Regions from separate parts of the Mus musculus genome. Here regions 1 and 3 are each linked to region 2. The links are chromatin loops, found by intact Hi-C in ENCODE. Cell type or tissue: heart. All regions are shown on one strand.

Evidence for each region. A loop is a pair of places that touch in the nucleus more often than their neighbours do. Peaks named below come from ENCODE experiments on the same cell type or tissue, not always from the same donor. Only the 100,000 strongest peaks of a DNase experiment are listed, where the experiment ranks them.
Region 1: it touches region 2 in a loop (12-fold over the local background); 26 of 42 quality-filtered maps call a loop at or near these places.
Region 3: a loop joins it to region 2, with 3.0 times the contacts of the local background. A loop is called at or near these places in 5 of 42 quality-filtered maps.

Annotation. Positions count from the first base shown.
Region 1 is chr4:139,075,282-139,083,281 of GRCm38, reverse strand. It overlaps Htr6 (5-hydroxytryptamine (serotonin) receptor 6), which reads left to right and starts at 7,712. Exons shown (of 4, transcript NM_001377096.1): 1 at 7,712-7,849; 2 at 7,953-8,000. Nbl1 (NBL1, DAN family BMP antagonist) reads left to right here. Exons shown (of 4, transcript NM_008675.2): 4 at 1-990. In heart, CTCF peaks have their summits at 4,349 (motif pointing right), 4,799 (motif pointing left) and 7,145 (motif pointing right); no DNase peak of the experiment used is centred here; H3K4me3 peaks cover 706 bases; H3K27ac peaks cover 449 bases; H3K27me3 peaks cover 5,308 bases.
Region 2 is chr4:138,918,130-138,926,129 of GRCm38, reverse strand. No RefSeq gene overlaps it. Among named protein-coding and RNA genes, the nearest start is that of Otud3, 8.2 kb to the right of the region's middle. In heart, no CTCF peak of the experiment used is centred here; a DNase peak (open chromatin) is centred at 3,909; H3K4me3 peaks cover 238 bases; H3K27me3 peaks cover 1,685 bases.
Region 3 is chr4:139,333,663-139,341,662 of GRCm38, reverse strand. No RefSeq gene overlaps it. Among named protein-coding and RNA genes, the nearest start is that of Mrto4, 15 kb to the left of the region's middle. In heart, a CTCF peak has its summit at 4,375 (motif pointing right); a DNase peak (open chromatin) is centred at 4,382; H3K4me3 peaks cover 743 bases; H3K27ac peaks cover 1,615 bases; H3K27me3 peaks cover 1,959 bases.

The sequences.
Region 1 (8,000 bases), 160 kb before region 2:
AGGGAGGGGATAGGCAGAAGCCCCCCTCCCCCTTTGGCACTGGATGGACTTGGAATGCTGCCTGGTTGTCATGGAGATCTGAAGGGAGGGGCTGGAGCCAAGCTGCACAATTTAATATATGCAAGATGGGGGAGGAAGCAGACAGACATCCGCAGGACTTTTCTTTTGGAAGGTGAAGTGTGGTCTTTCCTTTCGGCCTTCTAGAGAGATGAGCCCCCCACCCCCACCCGGGATAGAGAGGAAATGGGCTGAGCTGCTGAGGATGAGTGAGATCCTCAAACAGGGCAGGCCCAGGCCAGGACCCACACAACTGATGGGGGCAGGATCCCCAGTGATGGGTCCAGAGTGGGAATCAAGTCCTTTGCTGAAGGACCTATGTGGGAAGACCGCTTGCAGAGGTCGGAAGCTCCAGTCCCATAGGTTTCCCTAACGACCTCCCTCACTCCCCAGTGCCAGGGAAGTAACCCCTTCAATGGAGTGGCTTAGGAGTCAGGCTGGGGCAGGACCCTGCTGACTCAAGTGCCAGAGTGTCACTGAAGAAGAAAGAAGATCCCTCCCATCTCTCCCTCTGGAGATCTTAGCTCTCTGCTCCCCGTGTTCTGGACCCTTTAGGGAAGTAGCTGCAGCCAGCCCTGCTGTCTTTGGGGCCGGTCTTTCTGAAAGAGGTGATGGTCCATCTCCATCACCTGGGACCATAGTGGACAGGAGGCCCCTGCATAGGGCCCCCACTGACCTCAGCTTTCTCTAGCTCCCTAGTCTAGCCACTCCTCCTTCCCAGCTGCACTTTAACCCTAGGGCAGGGCAGGTGGCAAGGAAGGGCCCTCTGTCCCCTGATATGCTGGTACCATTGTTTGTGTCCAGGGGATGCCAGCTCACCTCCCTGGGGGTGCCCCGGCCCGTGGCTGTTCGACGAGAGCCTTAGAGCTTGTAACTAGTAGCCATCTCCCCTGGACCCGAGTGTTTTCATGAATAAATACCTTCAATGCCTCTATTCTCTTCCTCGTGGACTGGCTCTCTGAATCCAAGCTGGTTGTGGGCCCAGGGATGGAGGCTGGGTTTGGTCTGGGCAGTGCGGGTCACCTCCTCTCTTGGGTTTGTGTCTGCATTTCTGCCTTGCTTACACGTGGCTGGACCTAGCCAACTAGATCTGGACACTTGATCCCTTGGGATCTCTCTCGCCATCTCTTTGCTCTCAGTGACCCAGCATGAGCCTTGGTACTTGTCACCAGCCTGGGCCAAGCCCCAGAAAAAGATGAAACAGATGAACCCCCAAATCAACGATTACAAATGAATATAAGGTTGTACCCATGCGCTAGAAAGTTCGCACAGAATAGATCATCTTACCCAGCCATTTGGATCCTGTCCTTTTTTTTTTTTTTGCTTGGTGCAGAGAACTTAGTCATCTCTCCAGGGCCATCTTGTTAAATGCCACCAAGAATCAACCCCAGACAATCTGGGCCAGCATCCATGCCAAGTTTGGCATGAGCATTCATTCAGCAGCTTGCAGTGGAACTCGCTCCTTTTCTCTTCAGAGTGCTCTCCATTTAGGCTGTGGGTGTCAACTTGACCCGCAGCAGCTCACAGGTCTCCCGATGTCACTTCAACGTGGCAGTCACCGGCATCACCAGCAATGAATTTGCTCCTAGAGGTCCCCAGCGCTGTACCTCTGAAGCCCCGTGCCTCGGGTCTGAGAGCTGTCTTGCCAGCAGCTGTCTTTCTCTAGGGAGCTTCTTAGCTTGTGGAAAGATAATTCACGGAGACAGTGGGGAGACATGCAGTGGAGAGACTACTGACAGGCTGCTGGCACACCCTGAATGGCAGCCGGAGATGGGAACGTAGGCTCTGCGGAGCTAGGTGTCAGAACGACTTAGGGTAAATGGGAAAAGAGAAGCTGGAGACCAAAGGCCTGAAGGCAGCAGGACGGCTGGCCGGTGGCACCGGTACAACGGCCAGCAATTTTCTAGGGGCAGTGCGGTTGGAGAGGCTAGGCCAGCTGAGAGAGATAGGGACCTAAGGAAAATCAACCTCTGGTGGGATGTGGACGTCTTGCCAGGGAGAGGACCCAGATCTCAGGGATGAAAAAAAAATTTTGTGCGTATGCACCTGGGGGTGCACAGCGACATGCACAGGCCAGAAGACAACTGTGAGTGTCATTTCTCAGATGCCATTCACCTTGATTTGGGGACAAAGTCTCTCTCTCTCTCTCTCTCTCTCTCTCTCTCTTTTTTTTTTGGTTGTTGTTGTTTTTTTGAGACAGGGTTTCTCTGTATAGCTCTGGCTGTTCTGGAACTCACTTTGTAGACCAGGCTGGCCTCGAACTCAGAAAACCACCTGCCTCTGCCTCCTGAGTGCTGGGATTAAAGGTGTGCACTGCCACCGCTCGGCCGGGGACAAAGTCTCTTATTGACCTAGATAGAACTTAGCAAGTAGGCCAGGATAGTTGGTCACTGAGTACCAGGACTCCCAGTTTCCACCTCCCCAGACCTGGAACCTGTGCCACCACACCAGGTTTATGTGTGTATGTGCACCCGCATGTAGCCACATGTTTGCCATTGTGTCCATGTAGAGGTCAGAAAACTTTTGGGAGTTGGTTCTCTCCATCATGGGGGCACAAGATATTGAAAGATTATCAGGCTTGGTGGGAAATGCCCTTACCTGCCATCTTACCTTCCCCGTCCCCAACATCAGTGTGTGTGTGTGTGTGTGTGTGTGTGTGTGTGTGTGTGTGTGTGTGTGACCAGGTCTTTAGCCTAGGCAGGTTACGACTGTGACTCTCTTGCCTCTATTTTTGGAGTGCTGATACTACAGCGGTGTGCCACCATGCCCGATTTATCTAGCGCTGGGGATGGAAGCCAAGCCTTCATGCATTGAGGCAAGCACTCTACGAATGGGTTGACCCTATTCTCTGTCTTTGGGAAGATGTCGTTCTAGAGCCTAGTGTTGATTTAAACTTGTGGTCCTCCAGCCTCAGTCTCAAAGGTCCTGGGGTTACAGGTATGTGCCATCAAATTTGCAGAAAATAGAATTTGAGAAATCTCACGAGCTGCATCCACTCGAAGTATTTGTGTACATACATGTATATGTACATGTACATGTACATACATGTATATGTGCATGTATGTAGTATGTATGTATGTGTGTGTGTGTGTGTATGTGTGTATGTGTGTGTGTATGTGTGTATGTATGTATGTATGTATGTATGTATGTATGTATGTATGTATGTATATATATATGTATGGGGTAGTGATTTTAGAGTTTTGCCTCCACCAAGCATGAACTAAGCCAATAAGAGAACACAGCAGCTCCTCACCCCTTTGCACAAGCAGTGAGGGCTTTAGCATCTTTACAGATTAGCAATCGAGACAAGATGGCTGCCTCGCTAGAGCTGGCTTCCCAGTCTTGTTTGGGACCGGCTAGCAAATGGTCCTTCCCCTGCTCCTGGCCTCTGGGCAGATCTGCACCACCTGGGTTCAAATCCTGGCAAGGTCACTTCGTGACTTCGATTCTCGAGAGATCACAGAGTGGGAACTATTGCTCACGGTCAAGTCTGCTCTCAGGGTGACGGTAGGCTTGCTGTGAGCTAGTGCACACGGCCAGCTGGGAGCAGTGACGGGCATTAGGTCATACCTCAGGAAGCATCAGCTGCTGTGATCATGGAGAATGAGTGACAGGCCCACATTTTGAGCAGCTGCATGGATGATTTGTCTGCTTATTCATTCTCTCATTAGACAGCAATGTATTAAGAACCCAGACTTTGGGCCAAAATAGATGGCTCAGCGGTTAAGAGCACTGGCTGCTCTTCTAGAGATCCTCAGTTCAATTCCCAGCAACGACGCGGCAGCTCACAACTGTCTGCAACTCCAGTTTCAGGGAACCTGACGCCCTCAAACACCAATGCACATAAAATAAAAATAAATAAATTAAAAAAAAAAGCAACTAGACTGTGCTCGTTACGGTTTAATAGTGAACAAAACCCAAGACCTGCCTGTGTGGTCTCCCAGCACCTTCAGCAAGAGCAGCTTCCAGCAGGACTCACAACCTGCACAGCTCTTGGCTTTCCCCTCGGTGTAGTGGGGAGCTGTCTTGGTCCTCTGTGTCTCCGGGAATGGAGAGTGCAGCAGGCGTCTGACTTCCTGAGATAGTTGGTCTATTATCCAAGGTGGCATTACTGCCTGCCTCCCTCCTAGAGAGAGGCAGCTCACCATGGCTGGGTGCAGCTAAGAAAGGGTTAAACATTCTCAAAAGTCCCTTTGCACCTGTGGTCGCTAGGGAGGCCTCCGCTTTACCATCCATTCCAGGACACAAAGGACAAATGAAGAACGTCCTTAAGTTCCAGGTATTAACAGTGTGACCACAAGGTGGCCCCCAGGGCCAGTCTTAAATATAAACTCACTTCTTTTTCTTTTTTCATTTTTTAAGTCAGGGTTTCTCTTGCCCTGGCTATAGACCAAGATAGTCTTGAACTCAAAGATCTGCCTCCCTCTGCCTCCTGAGTGCTGGGATTAAAGGTGTGGGCCATCACTTTTCCGGCTGAAAAGAAACTTTTTAATTATAGCATAGTGCAGATCGTAATATAACAAACATGCGTGAAGAATTGGTCACCTGGGATTAGCAAGTGTTAAAATGATCATGTTTTTAGGGGCTGGAGAGAAGGTGGCTTAGTAGTTAAGAGCACTTACAGAAGCATTTAGTAGTTAAGGGCTGCTCTTACCGAAGTTCAGTTCCTAGGGACCACATGGTGGCTCAAACCTGTCCAGTTCCAGGGAATCTGATGCCCTCTTCTGGCCTTCCTGAACACTACATTATGCAGTGTACATATATTCCTACAGGCAAAACAGCCATATACATAAAAGTAAGTAAATAAATAAGTAAGTAAATAAATAAAGCAGTCATGTTTTGTAAGCTGCAAGGAAGAGTCTCAAATGGCCATCCCATTTGCATCTCTGCTGTCTGATATCACAGCATGGAGAACTGAAGAGTCTTTTGTAGCCCCGCATGGTGGTGATGCCGCTAACCCAGTCCTCAGAAAACTGAGCTGGAAAATGGAAAAGCTGAGGCTAGCCTGGGCTACATAATGAGACCTTGTCTCAGAAAAACAAGCAAGCAAGCAAACAAACCAAACACATGCAAACAAGACCCATTCCGAGGAGACAGCTGATCTGGAAGGCGCCTGCAGTTAAACCTGATGACCTGTGTTTGAGCTCCATCCTTGGTACCATCTGATAGGAGAGAATGCCCGAAAGTTGTCCTCGCTCCTCTTACACACACACACGCACACACACTGCAACACACACACACACACACACACATGCACACACTGCACCACACACACAGAGGCACACACTGCACCACACACACACACACACACACACACAGAGGCACACACTGCACCACACACACAGAGGCACACAGAGGCACACACTGCACCACACACACACACACAGGCACATATTGTATCATAAACACAGACACACAGGCATACACTGCACCACACACACACATAATACATACACACACAACACACACACAGGCACACATACACACACAGAGGCACACACTGCACCACACACACACATACAGAGGCACACACTGCACCATACACACACAGACACACAGGCATACACTGCACCATACACACACAATACACACACACACACACACACACAGAGGCACACACTTCACTATACACATACACCATACACACACACACACACACACACACACACACACACACACACACACAGGCACACACACAATTCCAAAACAAAAGAAACCCTTTGCTACAGGATTGCAGAGATGGCTCAGTGGTTAGGAACACTGGCTGCTTTTCCAGAGAAGCTGTGTTCAATTCCCAGCACCCACATGGCAGCTCACAACCATTTGTAGCTCCAGTCCCAGGGGATCCGATGCTCTCTTCTGGCCTCCACAGGCACCAGACATACATGTAGGCAAACAATCGTAGGCAGGAGAAAAAATAAAAGAAGAAGAAGAAGAAGGAGACGGAGAAGAAGAAGAAGAAGAAGAAGAAGAAGAAGAAGAAGAAGAAGAAGAAGAAGAAGAAGAAGAAGAAGAAGAAGAAGAAGAAGAAGAAGAGGACGAGGAGGAGGAAGAGGAGGAGGAGGAGGAGGAGGAGGAGAAACCTTTGCCAGCATTATAGATCAAGTAACAGATTATGACGATAAGCCCTGATTCCCATGCTGCAAACATATCTCCTGCTGCTGTGTTAGGCACACCAGGGCTATGAGAGGCACCTCAGGATGAAACGCCAGTGAGAGACACAGAAGCCAACAGCTAGCACCGACATAGGACTGTCAAGCTGTTGGAGCACACAGTGTCATCTAATCTCCCCTGACACCCCGTGAGTCAGACACGGAATTCTGCTAACTGTGGCTGGAGAGAAAAGAAGGCCAAGGGATCAGCCGCCACCGGCCCTGAATGCGCAGAACCTACTGAGCATCAGAGCTGGGATCGCAAGTGGGTCTCTGACGCTCCATCCAGGGGTGACCTTCTGTTTCCTCAGGCCTCACAGTGTGGAGTGAAAGACAGGGTCCGTCTTTTGGGTGCTGCGGCTGACTTCACCCACCTTTGGGTGTGAGTGGATACCGTTGATCTGCGGATTTGGACACCGGGCATCTTAAGCACCTTCTGCCTTGAGCACCTGGCGGAACTCGGTTCCACCAGATCCTTGGTTGCCTGGTGCTGGAGACCTCGGTAGAGGCTCTTGACCTCTCTGAGCCTCAGCGTAACACCTTCTTCCTGGTATTTATATTTCTGGCATGTATATTCTGGCTTTATAGTTGGGGGTAGGAATCTGGGTAGAGATATTCCAGGACAAACCAAGGCCATGAACGCAGTGGGCTCTTCTAAGTGGGAGGTATTTCCATTTCAAAAAAGATACGTGTCAGGTTCTCTTCACACTGCTGTACATTTTCTCTCCTCCTCCTCCTTTCCCTCCTCCCCTCCCTCTTCTTCCTCCCCCCTTTCCTATAGAAATGACCACTTTACGTTTCCTTTGCCCATTTCTTGTCCATTTCCTTCCACTAGAATGGAAGTTCACAGATGGGAAGCGTCATCTAATGTCGTGGTGTCCAGATAGATGGTCCAGAGCAGTACCTGGTACCTACAAGGTGTGAAGAAAACTTGGTCATCACTAGGAGGCGCTAGGCCCTACCCCTGTTTGCAGTGACTACCCTTCCAATGGCTTGGAGATTCCCAAATCCCTCACACTGAGACTTGGAGCGCCAACAGGTCAGGGAGGGGGACCTTCACCAAAATCACTCAGTGTTGTTAGAGAACTGGCAGGGTTGATCCAAAGGTGAAGTGTGGTAGAAATTATTTACCCATTGTATAGATCCAGCAGCTGAGGCTCAGAGGGATCTCAAAGGACTTGCTCGGTATTTCCCAGCTGACTTCTCTTGAAAGCTCGGTGATTCTTACAGTGAGTGGCTCGACCCCCATTGGGGAGCAGTCTCCGGGTACATACAGGTCACGTCCCCCTTCCTTGACTTCTGCCTGCGCCATCACCACATGTGGGCAGGGGAGCCACAGGCGAAGGTGTGGGGGCTGCGGGCGCCCGGGAGCGCTTGGAGCATCCTTCTCCAGGCCTAGGGTACCACAACCCCGCTCGCCAGCTAAGAGGGGCTCGACTCTGCCCGCCCACCGCGGGGCGGGGCGGGGCGCACGCTCGGAGCCTCCGGGACCGCGCGTGGCTGAAGCGTCGCGGGCTCCTGCGCACCATCTCCCCGGCTCGGGAGCCCTATGCCCGCCGCGCCACCAGCCGCTGCCTGTAGTCTCCAGCCCCGCGGCGCTTGCCGCAGTCGCCGGCAGCGGATCACCCGCGAGCGCCCAGGTAGGGAGCGCGGGCGGGAGGCGGCCAGGCGAGCCGGCGCGGCCGGGAGGGCGGAGCGCCGCGCCGCGCTGCGCTCCTCTGCCAGCCCTCTCTCCCCCACCAGGTCTGGCCCGGCCCGGTCCGCGGCCTCCGGTACCCGGGATCCTTCAGT
Region 2 (8,000 bases):
CGGAGGCCCAAGGGCTGCTCACCCGCTCCAGTGCAACCAGCTGACCATGGGTGCGAAATCTGTCTCGGCTGTACACGGGTTCACCAGCTGACCAAGGGTGCGAAATCCAGGGGCTGCTCACCGGTCTCTGTCTGTCTCTGCCCTTTTCCTTTGCAAAGTTCTCCTCTTCCTCCTCTTCCTTCTCCTCCTCTCCCTCCTCCCCATTCAACAACTTGCTGCACAGGGCATTCCATTTTAATCTAATCTAGCTGCTATCTTCAAGGAGACTGCCCACGTGAACCGCTATGGCTTGAATGGTTCCTCTTCAGCAGATAGAACAGAGTTTATTTGAAATTTCCCCAAGGGAAGACACTTGGCTTATTTCCAGCCTTTCCTGTGATCCTAAACACTCCAGTGATGGCTTTGGTTCCAGCTATTGAGTTGAATGGCATATAATGGCATATATAGGCACCTTTCAAGGACAATGTATTTTACACAAGAAAAGTGGGGCAACCCCAGCAGATCTGTCAAAAGGCTAATTTTATGAGTTTAATTAAATATATTCACTGGTTTTGTGATTTCCCTTTCTTTCTTTCTTTCTTTCTTTCTTTCTTTCTTTCTTTCTTTCTTTCTCTCTTTCTTTCTTTTTTCTTTCTTTTGTTTTTTTAAAGATTTATTTATTTATTTATTTATTTATTTATTTGTTTATTTATTATATGTAAGTGCACTGCTGCTGTTTTCAGATGCATTAGAAGAGGGAGTCAGATCTCATTACAGATGGTTGTGAGCCACCATGTGGTTGCTGGAACTTGAACTCAGGACCTTTGGGAGAACAGTCAGAGCTCTTAACCGCTGAGCCATTTTGCCAGTCCTTATTTTGTTTTTTTGAGACAGGGTTTCTCTGTGTAACCCTGGCTGTCCTGGAACTCTCTCTCTAGACCAGGCCAGCCTTAAACTCATAGAGATCCACCTGCCTCTGCTTCATGAGTGCTGGAATTAGTGGAATTCACCACTGCCCTGTGAATTCGTGATTTTAAAAAAATTATTTATTAATTTATGCACATAGTTATGCCATCTGCATGTATGTCAGTGCACACAGGTGTATGCCTGACTATAAGAGGGTGTCAGAACCCCCGGAACTGGAGTTACGGATGGCTGTGGGCCACTGTGTAGGTGCTGGGAATCACACCCAGGTCCTCTGGAAGAACACCCAGTGCCCCCAACCACTGCGCTGTCTCTCCAGCAGGATTTTATGCTTTTTAAAAGAGTTCTTTTCTTATTTAACTTTGTAGGTGCAAATGTGTGCATGTGTGAGCACATGCATGTGTGTGCATGTGTCTGGGAGGCAGAAGAGGATGTTGGCTGCCCTGGAGCTGGAGTTACAGGTGAGTGTGAACTTCTCAATGTGGGTGCTGGGAACGGACCTCTGGTCCTCTGGGAGAGCAGCAAGGGTCCTATCTGCTCCAAAGGAATCACTTTGGGCATGATCGCTTTCTTCTAGGCAAACTCCACAAATTGTATATATATATACATATATATGTGTGTGTGCATATATGTATATATATACATATATGTGTGTGTGTATATATGTATATATACACATATGTGTGTGTATATATGTATATATACATATATAGATATATACACACATACATATATATGTATATATAGATATATACACACATACACACACACACACATATATATATATATACACAAACTGTGTGGCTTAGCTTTATCTTGGGTATCTATGTCTGTATGTAATCTATATCTACATAGTGAGGGGTTAGATAACTGTGTTACTAAGTGATAGAAATCTTAGGTCTCCCTTCCTTGGGAGATGCTTATCTCAGAGTTTAGAGTTTTGTACCTGGGAACTTTAAAGAGAATGCCCACTTGCTTGAGGATAGTCCCAGACTGGAAACATTAAGGGAACAGTTCCAGAAATGGACGATGTGTAAATTTCCAGCCCCGCACCTACCTGAGCAGGGTCATAAAGGCCGGTGCCATCCTGCTCCATCCCGCCTGCACTTGAATCATGCCTCTGCCTGGCATGTTGGGTTATACAACGGTCTCCACCCATCTGTCACTCAGCTGCCCTCGTGATTATCACAGCAACTGTAAAGATACCTCAGGACTGCATTCAGCTCACCCTTAATTAATTAATGTACTAACGGTCCCAAGGGCAAGAATACTGAGGACATCAGGAAGATGTATCGTGAGTGCTGTCTGCAGTCTCGGGCCTCCTCTGGAATCACGTGTCTCCTGTAGATGGGGCGACCCCCGTGCTCACATTTAGGAATGGAAACTGGGTCTTCCGGAGGCTTCTTTCAGTGCTCTTTCTCCCTCCTCCTGCATGGTCTGGACGGTGCCTTAGAAGTGACGTCCCCTCCCCCTCCTCCTCCTCCCCCTCCCCTCCTCTCCCCGTCCCTCTCCCCTTCCCCCCCTTCCCCTCCTCCTCCTTCTTCTCCTCTTCTTTCTCCTCCTCCTCCTCTTCTTCTGATACAAGGTCTCATGTAGCTCAGATTTTCTTTGAATCCACTATGAAACTGAGGCCGGCCTTGACTTTCTGGTCCTCGCCCTGCCGCTGCCTCCCGACTGCTGGGATTGCAGGCATGCACCTGTGCACCTGTTGCAGTTTTTCTAACACACCAGCTTTCAGCTTTTTCTTCCTCAGACTTGATCATTCTGCTCTAAACCTGCCCGTGGGGCCTCTTAGTGCGGGTGTAGCCATGGATATATAGTAAAACCCTGTTTTATACAGATGAGCATAAGTCACATGTGTTAACATGGATAAAAGAAACTATCTGCACACTGTTTAGACAGCAACAAAGGTCAGAGAAGATAATATCCAATTTGGTCTCCTATACTGTCTGGAGATGCACACCCTGCCACAGTGAATGCTGGGTTTGTGTGAGGGCATTTCTGGCAATAAGAAGGACATAAAGGATTTCCTGTCAGTCTCTTGGACGTCTCAAGTGTTTCTGCATGTATTCAAAACGTCAGGCTTTAAGGACACAACATGCCCATGTAGAGAGAGTACTATCTTCATTTTGCATTTTCTTTTTCTTTTGTTTAGTTTTTGTTTGATTTTGTTTCAAGACAGGGTTTCTCTGTGTAGCTCTGGCTGTCCTGGAACTCACTCTGTAGACCAGGCTGGCCTTGAACTCAGAAATCCGCCTGCCTCTGTCTCCCAAGTGCTGGGATTAAAGGCGTGCGCCACCACACCCGGCTATTTTGTATTTTCAAGTGTCTGATGTTAAGCGTGAAGAGAAGGTAGGCAGTTAAAGCACATAAACTATCATCTAGGTAAGGTACAGATGGGCATCAAGGTGGGTCAAGTCCGTAATCACAGCACTCGGGAGGCTGAGGCAGGAGGATTGACCATGGATTAGAGATCATCCCAGGTTACATAGTGAGTTTCTGGTCAGCCTGAGCTACAAGGAAAAGCCCTGATAGAAGCATGCGTGCGTGCGTGCGTGCGTGCGTGTGTGTGTGTGTACATGGCGATCAACAATATCTAAGGGCTAAGTATAACACAGCAAACAGCAGCAATGATTGCCTCTGAGAGTGTGACTATAGGCCACTTTTTTGTCCCTTTTACTCCTTAATGTCATTTTTGGACATTATGTATCATAATTTGAGGTTTGAAAACCTTAGCGGTCATGATTGCAGGCCCCAGGGACTACTCAGGTGAGGGAGATGGGAGGTCACTGGCTGCTTTCTGCGCTGCCGCTTTACCTGCAAAGTGGCTCACATGCCTAACTCAGAGCCCAGCTCTTCTGGTGGGAGAACCAGCAGCAGTGTGCTGCTTAGTTTGTTTGCTTAGTTTGTTAGATTAAGCTGGCTGAAATGCTTCAATCACAGCGCGTCTCTCTGCTGCCCCCTTGTGGGCTCTGCGGGACCGACAGGCATCGCTTTCTGCTTGCCTGACTGGCTCCGAACGTGCCAGAGTGGGTGTGGTCGTGGTGCTAGGCACAGAGGAGGATGAAGCAGTCACAAGTTTATGCAGCGTGAGGATTACAGCAAACTCCGTAGGCAATTAGATTCTGGCACAGGGATGGGATGCCAAACAAAGAAATTGCTGCGGAGTCGTAAAAGATAAGCCTGAGGCTCAGGGGCCATCAAGTTATCGAAGAAGCATGAGCAAGCCCCGCCCCCTCCACCCCTTTCCCCATTCAGCCCGGGAGGTGGTCTGATGAAATCAAGGGAGGGTCACCCACCAACAGAAACTAACGTGTCTTAATTCCCCCTGGGAGCAGTTTGCTGGAGAAAGTAATAATGGATATTAAATTCTTTGTTTGCATTTATAAATAATTTAGTATACGGGCTATCAGGTTTATAGGAAAGCGGAGAGGTAGTCTGTGGAGCTGTGAGAGACTGTGTAAGCTCTGCTGTGCTGACAGCTCCTGAGGGGCAGAAATGGGAAGGGACCGGCCTCCATCCTTCCATTCCTCTGTATGTTAAGTGGGTGAGACAAGGGGTTGTAGGCATCCTGAAGATGAGGGCAAGGTCACAGAGGTCAAGTGGGACTGACAGGCTCAAAGGCTCCAGCACCACCACCTGCAGAGGAGAAAGAGGAGGGGCTCCATCGGTACAGGGGTATCAGTGGTGTGAGCATCGGGATGGAGTTCTAGCCTCAGCACCCATGTAAAGCTAAGTGTTGTTACTAAATGTGTAAGCCAAGCGTGGGGGAGGTAGGGACAGGGAGACCCAGCTTAGCTGGATCTGTGCGCTCCCGGTTCAGTAAGAGTCCCTGGCTCTAATAGTAAGGCAGAGAGCGAGCGGCTGAGGAAGCCTCCTAGTGCTGACTCCTGGCCTCTACATACAGGAGCAAGTGCGCACACATACACACGCGGGTACAAAAGATGAAAACAGAAAGGGGAATTGAAAATTGCATGTTGTGTGGACATGTACAAGCCTGCAACCATCTCTACAAAATAGAAGCAGAAACACACATTTACCCGTGCGCGCGCACACACACACAGTTTTCATTGAATGTCATGCTTCGCTGTCATCAATAGAGGCCCACTAGAAGATTGTCATCAATAATTACCTGTTAAATATTTGCAGCTTCAGGTTCAAAATCCTGAAAGCAAAATCCCAGCTGTAGTAGTACTCTGAACTCTACAGCCTGGGCAGCCTTTTTAGAGAGGCTGCCAGACAGAGTTCCGTCCTGTGCCAGGGTCACTGATGGAGCATGTCTGGGTGGTAGGCACGAGGGTGCCCCATGGCCTGGCTGATTAGTGATACATAATTTGTTCCCTGTGCCCACCAGACAGAGTGAGATGCCATTTACTTAAGCTCTCCAGAGAGGCACAGCCTGTGGCAGTCGGATGCGGCTAAGTTGATGTTTAACTCTGCTTAGGGTGTCTGCCTTCATGACAAGAACAAACAGATGGGACCATCAAGATTGATCCAAGGGTGGTATGGAAAGAACACTGTGCCCAAACCCCTATGGTCTTGCCCGTTTCTAGAAGAAAGTGATAAACATACCATGAGTCATGTCCGTTGATCACAGTGCACGTGCACGCGCGCACACACACACACACACACACACACACACACAGCTCTGTAAGGCTTCAGTTTGAAAGGATATATTTTGATACTAGAAAAAAAGACAATAAATAATAAATTATAATGACACACTCAACACTTGAACCCCCTGGATTCTTTTGTTTGTTTGTTTGTTTGTTTGTTTGAGACAGGGTTTCTCTGTGTAGTAGCCCTGGCTGTCCTGGAACTCACTCTGTAGACCAGGCTGGCCTCGGACTCAGAAATCCGCCTGCCTCTGCCTCCCGAGTGCTGAGATTAAAGGCATGCGCCACCACGCCCGGCTCCCACTGGATTCTTGTGGGAAAAAAATTTAAAAATAAAGGCAGGGCCTTTTTCATTCTAACCTCCCTTGCCAGTGTGCTTTTTCCAAACCATGTCTTCCATCTTTCAGTCTGCAGGTGTGTGTGTTTGCATCTAAGTATGTAACGTGCTTGAGCATCCCCCCATAGCCCATCTCCCCATCCCTTCCCAGGCCCCCCCACCGCCGTTTCCTATCAGCCCCTTGTGAAGAGACAGCTCACAGAACTGCAGGGTATTTTGGTTAGCTGTATATCAGACAGATGATTAATACCTAAGACATACGAAGAATTAAAAAAAAAACAACCTAAACACCTGGAAAAAAAATCAAGTAGCACAGTTAATATGAATGGGCATGGAGATCTGCAGTGATGAAGTATAAATGATGAATAAACACAAGAAAATGTTCAACATCTCTGGACATCTGGGCTATACAAAACAAACAAACAAACAAACAAATAGACAAAACGGAACAAAACAAGGGGCTGGAGAGATGGCTCAGTGGTTAAGGGCACTGACTGCTCTTCCAGAGGTCCTGAGTTCAATTCTCAGCAACCACACGGTGGCTCACAACCATCTGTAATGGGATCTGTTACCCTTTTCCGGTGTGTCTGAAGATAGCAACAGGGTACTCACATACCTAAAGTTAAAACCCAAACCAAAACCACACGTTGATAACCCAGCTCACTCTAGTCAGAATGGCCGTTGTGGAGAGATCAAATGGTAACCAATTCTGCCTGGGATGTTGAGTCCTTTATGTTGGTGACTGTGGTTCGCATACAGACAACACGGAATGGCTCCTTCTGCCATACGCTGTGTGGAGGAGAGCTGCTCACGTGAGCTGGTCTTTATTTTCCCCTGGCCTCCTCCTTTTAAATGTTGTACAGTATTGGGTGACTGTTCCGAAGCAGGAGACGTGGAGATCCCGATGACGTGCACAGAGGTTGTTTCTAACTGTGCTTGCACATCAAGGATACATTCTCGGATACAGTCTTCAAATACAGGGCATGTTCTTCTTTAGGAAGGGTGACGAGCTGTCAGGGTCGACACCCCCTCATCCACAGAGTTCAGCTTTATTCCTGTTGCTGTGATAAAATACTCAGACAAAAAGCATTTGTACTGGCTAGTTTTGTGTCAACTTGACACAGGCTGGAGTTATCACAGAGAAAGGAGCTTCAGTTGGGGAAATGCCTCCATGAGATCCAACTGTAAGGCATTTTCTCAATTAGTGATCAAGGTGGGAGGACCCCTTGTGGGTGATACCATCTCTGGGCTGGTAGTTTTGAGTTCTATAAGAAAGCAGGGTGAGCAAGCCAATAAGAAACATCCCTCCATGGCCTCTGCATCAGCTCCTGCTTCCTGACCTGCTTGAGTTCCAGTCCTGACTTCCTTTGGTGATGAACAGCAATGTGGAAAGTGTAAGCTGAATAAACCCTTTCCTTCTCAACTTGCTTCTTGGTCGTGATGTTTGTGCAGGAATAGAAACCCTGACTAAGACAGCATTGTAAATGAATTTTAGTAAACCCTATTAATTAATTATTAATGTGGCAGAGCCAGCTCCCCCAATAACAGAAGCAAAGTCCTATAGATTATTTAATCAGCTCTTGTACAATTACTGGTAGATTACCCCTAATCTATATTTCTATTTGCTAGACTGTTAATTCCCATCTGTGCTCCCCAAACACTTGCTGTTTGAATCTAGCCCGGGTTACTTCTTCTCCAGCAGTCTGTCCTGGGGGGAACATTTCACTCAGGCATGTGTCCCTTGTCTATCACGTCTAATGGAGACCTCTGCTCCCTCTGTCTACCTCCTCTTCGTGGTCCCTTACTGTGACCCAGCCCAGTAACTGAAACTCCGCGTCTTCTTGTCTCCCCAAATTGGCTGTAGCCACTTAATTTTAACCGATAGCTTTAATTGGGGAGCAGGGTTTAAATATCATCACTAAGTGTATGTGAGGATCTGCTCATAGGGGCAAGGGGATCTAGAGGGCCAGGTTTTGCATTTGAATACAGAGCAGCAGCAGACCAACCCTAGCACCGCAACTTAAGGGAGGAATACGTTACAGTCCATCCCAGGTGACAGTCTATCACTTCAGGGGAGTTAAGGCAGAAGCTTGAAGCAACTGGTCACATCACAGCCACAGTCACATAGAGAGGGGAACACATGC
Region 3 (8,000 bases), 420 kb before region 2:
TAAGCATGCTGTGTAGACTAAAGGGGGTGACCATGGTGAAGGCCACCAGGCCTTGATTCCCCAGACAGTGTGTGAACTTGAGGACAACTGTTCAAGGCCACAGTTTCTACTCCCAGGCAGTAGGATCACAGACTGTAGTAGAGAAGGCTATATGGAGGGGGGTTTCTGTCATTGCTGTTTTGCTTTGAGGTGCCTGCCGGGCATTAAATGCAAGGCCTTGTGCACGCTCGACAAGTGTTCTAGCAGTAAGCAACACAGTTCCAACAGATAGGGCTTGAGTCAAGCGGGGTACACAAGGAAAGCTAATATATACTGCTTGCTGCTTATAATATATACTGCTTGCTGCTTATAATATATACTGCTTGCTGCTTATAATATATACTGCTTGCTGCTTATAATATATACTGCTTGCTGCTTATAATATATACTGCTTGCTGCTTACACCTTTGGTCTTTTCAACACCACCAGCACTGGACCCTCAAGCAGGAGCTGGCTTCCTGGGCCTTTCCTTCCCAGACAGAGAATACAAAAAACAAATGTATCAGCTTATGCTCAGAAATGAGCCCTGGGGACACGGCAACTGAGGTGGCAGAGGGGAAGGAAGTGAAAGAATTTCACAATGTCTGGGTACAGGGACACACACATCTAATCCAACCTCTCAGGAGGCTGAAGCAGAAGGATGACAAATTGCAGGCTAGTCTGGCTCAAACTCTGCCTCAAATAACAAACAAAAAGGTCGCTAAGAGCTGGGCATGGTGGCGCTCGCCTTTAATCCCAGCACTTGGGAGGCAGAGGCAGGTGGATTTCTGAGTCTGAGGCCAGCCTGGTCTACAGAGTGAGTTCCAGGACAGCCAGGGCTACATAGAGAAACCCTGTCTCGAAAAACCAAAACAAACAAACAACAAAACAAAAACAAAAACAAAACTTGAACTGGGTGGTGGTGTGTAGCACATGCTTTTAATCCCAGCATCTGGAAAACAGAGGCAGGTGTCTATGAGTTTGAGGCCAGCCTGGTCTACAGGACAAGTTCCAGGATAGCCATGGCTATACAGAGAAACCTTGTCATGAAAGAGAGAAAGACAGAGAAGAGAGAGAGAAAGAGAGAGTGAATGAAACCACTGAGCCTGCTCTCTGTCTTCAGACACACCAGAAGAGGGCATCAGATCCCATTACAGATGGTTGGGAGCCACCATGTGCTTGCTGGGAATTGAACTCAGGACCTCTGGAGGAGCAGTCAGTGGTCTTAACTGCTGAGCTATCTCTCCAGCCCTTGGTGTTTGTTTGTTTGTTTGTTTGTTTGTTTGTTTGTTTGTTTGTTTGAGTCAGTGCTTTTTCTTGTAGCCCTGCCTGTCCTGGAACTCACTCTATAGACCAGGCTGGTCTCAGACTCACAGATATCCACCTCCCTCTGCCTCCTGAGTGCTGGGATTAAAGGCATTCACCACCAAACAGCTTTTAGAACCTGTTTCTCAGTCATGAGTACTGGAGTTTGGGTCACAGCAGTCACGCTGCATAGCACACATTAGCTGTAACTCCAGCTCCAAGAGATCCAACTCCCTCTCCTGGCCTCTGTGTATCCCCCACCCCCAGCACGCACACACACATACTCATGCTCGTGTGCATACTCACACAGAAACACAGAGAAATAAACCTCTTGGATCGTTTGTTTCTGAGATACGATCTTGATCTGAAGCCTTGGCTGGCCTCAAGCTCATGCAGATCCACCTCCTTTTGCCTCCCAAGTGCGGAGACTAGCATACCACATCTTTTAAGGAAAAAACAACTTTGCATGCTCAGTCAAAGCACTGCCATTCACTCTCCATAGCAGGCTGGAGTCCAAGGTAAGGCATTTTAGGCAGTGTTTATGGTATTGAGTGATGTGGTTAAAGATCCAGACTGCCTTAGGTGGATCTCTGTGCATTTGAGGCTACATCTGTGCATCTGGTGGACATTGTGAGTTCCCAGACAGCCAGAACTAGATAGCAAGACCCGGTCTTAATAATTAATAATAATAATAAAATATCTAATAAGATCTGGACAATCAGCCGGCCGTGGTGGTGCACGCCTTTAATCCCAGCACTTGGGAGGCCGGCCTGGTCTACAGAGTGAGTTCCAGGACAGCTGGGGCTACACAGAGAAACCCTTTCTCGGGGAAAAAAAAAAAAAAAAGATATATGAGCCAGGTTGGAAAGATGGATCAGTGGATAAGAGCATTGACTGCTCTTCCAGAGCCACATGGTGGCTCACATCCATCTGTAATGGGATCTGATGCCTTCTACTGGTGTGTCTGAAGAGTAACAGTGGACTCGCATATGTAAAATAAATAAATAAGAAAGAAAGAAAGAGAGAGAGAGAGAGAGAGAGAAAGAAAGAAAGAAAGAAAGAAAGAAAGAAAGAAAGAAAGAAAGAAAGAAAGAAAGAAAGAAAGAAAGAAAGGAAGGAAGGAAGGAAGGGAAAGAAAGAAAGAAAGAAAGAAAGAAAGAAAGAAAGAAAGAAAGAAAGAAAGAAAGAAAGAAAGAAAGAAAGAAAGAAAGAAAGGAAGGAAGGAAGGAAGGAAGGAAGGAAGAAAGAAAAAAGAAAGAAAGAAAGAAAGAAAGAAAGAAAGAAAGAAAGAAAGAAAGAAAGAAAGAGAGAAAGAAAGAAAGAAAGAAAGGAAGGAAGAAAGAAAGAATATGAGTCTTTTATTGGCCAGTGACCAAGAATGAGTTCATGACTCAGACTTATAAAAGCTCAGACTTACAGTGTTTTTTCAAAGCAAAGACCATAATTTAATTCCAAGTTAAATGAGGGTCAGAGTAACCTTGAAACACTCATTTCTGGCAGAACATAACTTTTTTTTTCATATTATTTCAGACATTATGTGACAGCTATCTTTTTTATTTGTAACTTCTTGAGTTAATTTTAAGTTTATATATACAATAATTATTTTGGTTAATATATGTGGGCCATCTACAACATCATGGAAAGCTCAAATGTGTTGCCAGGCAACATTACTGTTGAGGGGGAAGAAGGTTGAGAACCATCTAAGCTACAGGTGCTCTTGGGTGGCCACCCCTTTAGGGATGCTGACAGACCCTTTCATGGGGGTCACCTATCAGATATCCTGCTTATCAGATATTTACATTCATTTCAGTAGCAAAATTACAGGTATAGAGTAGGAATAAAAATAATTTGAGGGTAGGGGGTCACCACAACATTAGGAAGGGTGAGAACCACTGCAGGTCGTCTACGAATGGTTTAGCCCCAGGTTCCACACACGAACGTGCGTTCAACGTGACTGGCGAGAGGGCGGCCCCCTTTCCGGCCGCACCCCGTTTCCCAAGACGAACGGCTCTCCGCACCGGACCCCGGTCCCGACGCCAGGCGGGGGGAGACCCTGCGCCACCGCTGGGAGGACGCGGGGACGGACAGGGACCCGGCTATCAGAGGCCAACCGAGGCTCCTTCGGCGCCGCTGTATAGTTCCGCCGAGGCGGGATTCTGACTTAGAGGCGTTCAGTCATAATCCCACAGATGGTAGCTTCGACCCATTGGCTCCTCAGCCAAGCACATACACCAAATGTCTAAGCAAACACAAAATGGAATCAGGAAAAGATTTACCTTACTCACTGGGTCCTTAACCCAGGACTAGGCAAGCATCCAATCAGCTAAGCTATAATCCAAACCCTATTTTGACATTTGAAACAGTCTTGTTCTATGGGCTTGGCAGACCTGTTGTCCCTATGTTGCCCAGAACAGCCTTGAACTTTAGTCAATTCTCCTCCTCTGTTTCTGGAGTGCCGGAATCACAGGGGTAGACCACCACACCATGTGCTATTTGGTCCGTGCTGGTCTACTGCTTGCTATATAACCCCACTGACTTTGAACTACTGGCAAACTTCCTGCCTCAGCCTCCAGAGTACAGGGATTGCAAGCAAGAACCACCGCCCTGACTTCAACTGTCTTTTTAAAGGGTTAATGGTGAGAAAATCTTATCCATTTATCCCCACGTCTTGTTACAGTCTTCATTTGGTGTAAATTCTAAGTCCCTACTGCATAAATGTTCTTAAAGATGCCTGGAGTGAACGTTTGCTTCTTGAGATTCGCTCCACCCTCGATTCTCTGAACAGTCTAAACTACCTGAGTTTGAGGGAAACTTCTCCTGGATTAATAAAAGTCAAGGCCAATTGACCTTCTCTGCTATCCTTCCACAGGGACCCTGACTAGAGCTCCCAGCAAACCTCAATTCAGAGATAGCTCCCCAGGGTTCACCCCACCTGCTAAACTCCTTCTAGGAGGGTACAGAGAGCCCAGGGCAGCTGAATGGGCCAGAGAGAGGCAGGAAGCTAGAGGTGTCTGCAACTTCCGACCTAGCGCATGACACCTGCCACCGACCTCCAGGTGGCGCTGTTGTAGAGGGTTCTCAGTTCTGCAGAAGTTTTGTGTACAGGCCAGCTTTCCTGCCCTTTCTCTGCGAGCCCTGTCTCCTGTGGGAGTGACAGCAGCCAGCTACTGGCTTTAGTTTTCATAGTCTTCATCTTTCTCCTAGGAGTAGATACTGACGCGGACCCTACCTACCCGCCACTGTGTGGGGGTCATGGAGACAGGGAGCAGCTTGGATGCAGCCTGCAGGGCGGTGTCAGTGCGCGCCTTCCTGCAGCGCGGCCACACGAAGATAGACACCGCCTCCGGGTATGCAGACGGTCAGTCCGAGGCCATCCTACGCGGCCCTGGGGATTGGGCTGGACTGCAGCGGCTGCAAAGGTAACGGTCATGCCTGTCACCCACCCCCAGTGATCAGAGCTGATTCTTCCCCAGTACAGCTTCTTCCGGCTCCTGGGGCTGTGATCGCACCTTGTCCTCCCAAGCTTGAGAACCACAAGCTCCTCGGGCTGACTTTACACAATTCTGCGGTTTCCACCCTTCCAGAAAAGTGGCCCAGGACCCTCTCACAATAGACCAACCCTGGCTCCGCCAAATTCCATATGGCCAGCCTATGTCTAGAGCATTGAGAACACTGGGAATCTCGAACTGTGTAGACTCTCCCCAACTAGTCCCTAGCAGGTGCGTGCCTCTGAACCCTCATCTGATGGGTTCCCTGGGGTTTTTTGTTTTGTTTGTTTGTTTGTTTTATTATATGTAAGTACACTGTAGTTGTCTTCAGACACACCAGAAGAGGGCGTCAGATCTCACTACAGGTGGTTGTGAGCTACCATGTCGTTGCTGGGATTTGAATTCGGGACCTTGAGAATAGCAGTCAGTGCTCTTAACCACTGAGCCATCTCGCCAGCCTGGGTTCCCTGTTTTTACAGTCAGCAGAACCCCAGCACATCCCCAGCAAGACTTTGGATCCCCTCCACCTCCTCCTCCTCCTCCTCCTCCTCTTCCTCCTCCTTCTTCTTCTTGTTTTTTTTTTTTTAAGGTTTTTTTTTTTTTTTTTTGGTTTTTCAAGACAGGATTTCTCTGTGGTGGTGCATGCCTTTAATCTCAGCACTTAGGAGGCAGAGGCAGGCAGATTTCTGAGTTCGAGGCCAGCCTGGTCTACAGAGTGAGTTCCAAGACAGCCAGGGATACACAGAGAAACCCTGTCTCGGAAAAAAAACAAAAAACAAAAACAACAACCCTTTGTAAGATCCATGTGTGACACTGTCCATAAAGATAGGTTCTGCAGCTGGGCAGTATGCCATATACCTTTAATCTCACCACTGAGAGTGAGTTCCAGGACAGCCAGCCAGAACTACACAGAGAAACTCTATCTCAAAAAGCAAAACAAAACCAAAAACAGGTAGGTTCTGTAGCTTTCTTGGTTGACTGAGGAAAAGGAGGCTGAAAGAGGGGCCAGTGTAGTCCCCATCACACAGATAACACAGTGTTCACCAGCCTAGAATGCACATCTGCTCCCAGGCTTCTTGGCAGATAACAGGTTATACGTTTCTTTTCTAGAATGAACACCCCTGTGTGCTAGCAATTCGGCTTCTCCTAAGTGCTTATCAGGAGCACAAGGCTCTCTGTGCCTCCCACAGTAGCTTGAGTCTCTGTGCCAGACTCCAAGAGAAGCCACGTGAGTGACAACACTAGTCCACTTGACGAAGCGCCTTCCGCATTGGCTGGGGAGCTCAGAGGGGGCACACTTCAGGGCTTAGATGCTGAAGAAAGCCGCTCCCTGAAAGAGACCAAAAACACCTGTAGGAGCCAGGTGTGCAGGTGCTTCCAGCTGCTGAGGCAGGGGGATTCTGCGTTCTAAGCAAAGAGGAAGAGTAGGGGGAGGAGGAGGAAAGGCAGAGGGAAATCTAAGAAAAACTCTGGAGGGCTTGGAGACAGGGACAAAGGCAACAAAATTTCGCAATACTGGATGTCACCCCTTAAAACTGGGGACAATAGGTGTCAGGGAGAGCAAGGAATGGTCTTCAACAGACATATGCCATCTGAAATGTTTGCATGTATAGGAAGGTTCAAAACTGTTGCCGGGTGCTCAGCACTAATTTATTTGTTTATTTCACACTTATTTATTTAGTGTATCTGAGTGCATGTGCACAGGCCACAATGTGCAAAGGTCAAAGCCTGCCTCCATCTTAGGCTTAAAAGCCATCTTAGAGTAAGGACAAACTAGGCTCATTCCTGTTTATGATTAAACCTCTGTTTCACAAGAATTGGACTATTCTACCCTCCTCAGAGGAGAACAGTAGGGGGAGGGGCTGTGCACAAAGGGGCTGGGGCGCGGGGGGGGGGGGGGGGGGGCGGGGGGGGGCTGCGATCCAGATGGAAAGTGAATAAGTAACAAACTTAATGGAGAAAGGCAAATAAAGGATGGAAGATAACTGGTGCAGATCTTTTGAAGTTGATTATGTACTTCATGGCTCAGCAAGGTCCTCGATTGATATTTATTTACATAAAGTCAACAACAATGACTCGGCAAAGTCTCACTGGGTGGCGCACACCTTTAATCCCAGCACTGGGGAGGCAGAGACAGGCAGAGAGTTCGAGGCCAGCCTGGTCTACAAAGTGAGTTCCAGGACAGTGAGGGCTACACAGAGAAACCCTCAAAAAAGAAACCAAAAAAAACCAAATAAACAAAAAAACGTTAGTGGAAGTGTTTCTGGCAAACTCATTCTTTTGCGTCTTGTTCCTTTTTTTTGTTTGTTTTGTTTTGTTTGTTTGTTTTGGTTTTTCGAGACAGGTTTCTCTGTATAGCTCTGGTTGTCTTGGAACTCACTTTGTAGACCAGGCTGGCCTCCAACTCAGAAATCTGCCTGCCTCTGCCTCCTAAGTGCTGGGATTAAAGGCGTGTGCCACCACGCCCGGCTGTTCCATTATTTTCAACGAGGGCTCGCTGCACAGACAAGGCTAGCTTCAAATATACAGAGATCTGCCTGCCTCAGTCTCAAGGGCTAGGGCATTTTCCTGGTTTTAATCAAAGGAAAGAAAAACCTGTGTTCACACAAACCCCAATACACACTCAGGTTTAGAGTGCTTTTTTAATCTGCATGCGCCAGAACATAGAAATAGCCTAAAAGTCCTTCAACCCAACAAATTAACATTGTGTTAAACTGGAGACTTCTCAGTGTTAAACTGAGAAAAACCAAGTCCACAACTGTCTGATTAAAACAAGCTTTATTTCGGGGTGTACTCAGGACTGGCCAGTCTGGTAGCCTCTCCCTAAATCAGGATTTGAGAGGGCAGTCCCTGCTGGCCTCTTGAAGTCCTTTTTATAGGAGAGATTGCGTTGGCTGTCACACATTGTTAGATACAATGAAAGTAGAGGAACAGGGTAAGGATATACATCACGGGAACAGGCTGCCAGGTTTAGTGTAGGTTGAAAAAGAGTTTTTCAGTTTAGATGGGATCTAAGAAACAGGAACGCGTTCTTAATTACAACTAGAAATCGTAACTTGCAAGGATTTTAACATGGACTAACAGAAACTTATTCTTTAAGGACAAACAGACACCTTAACCTGTACAGGACAAAGCAGTTACTCTTAACTGGGTGGAGGGATTTGTAAAAGTGGGACTAGTAGGAGAGGA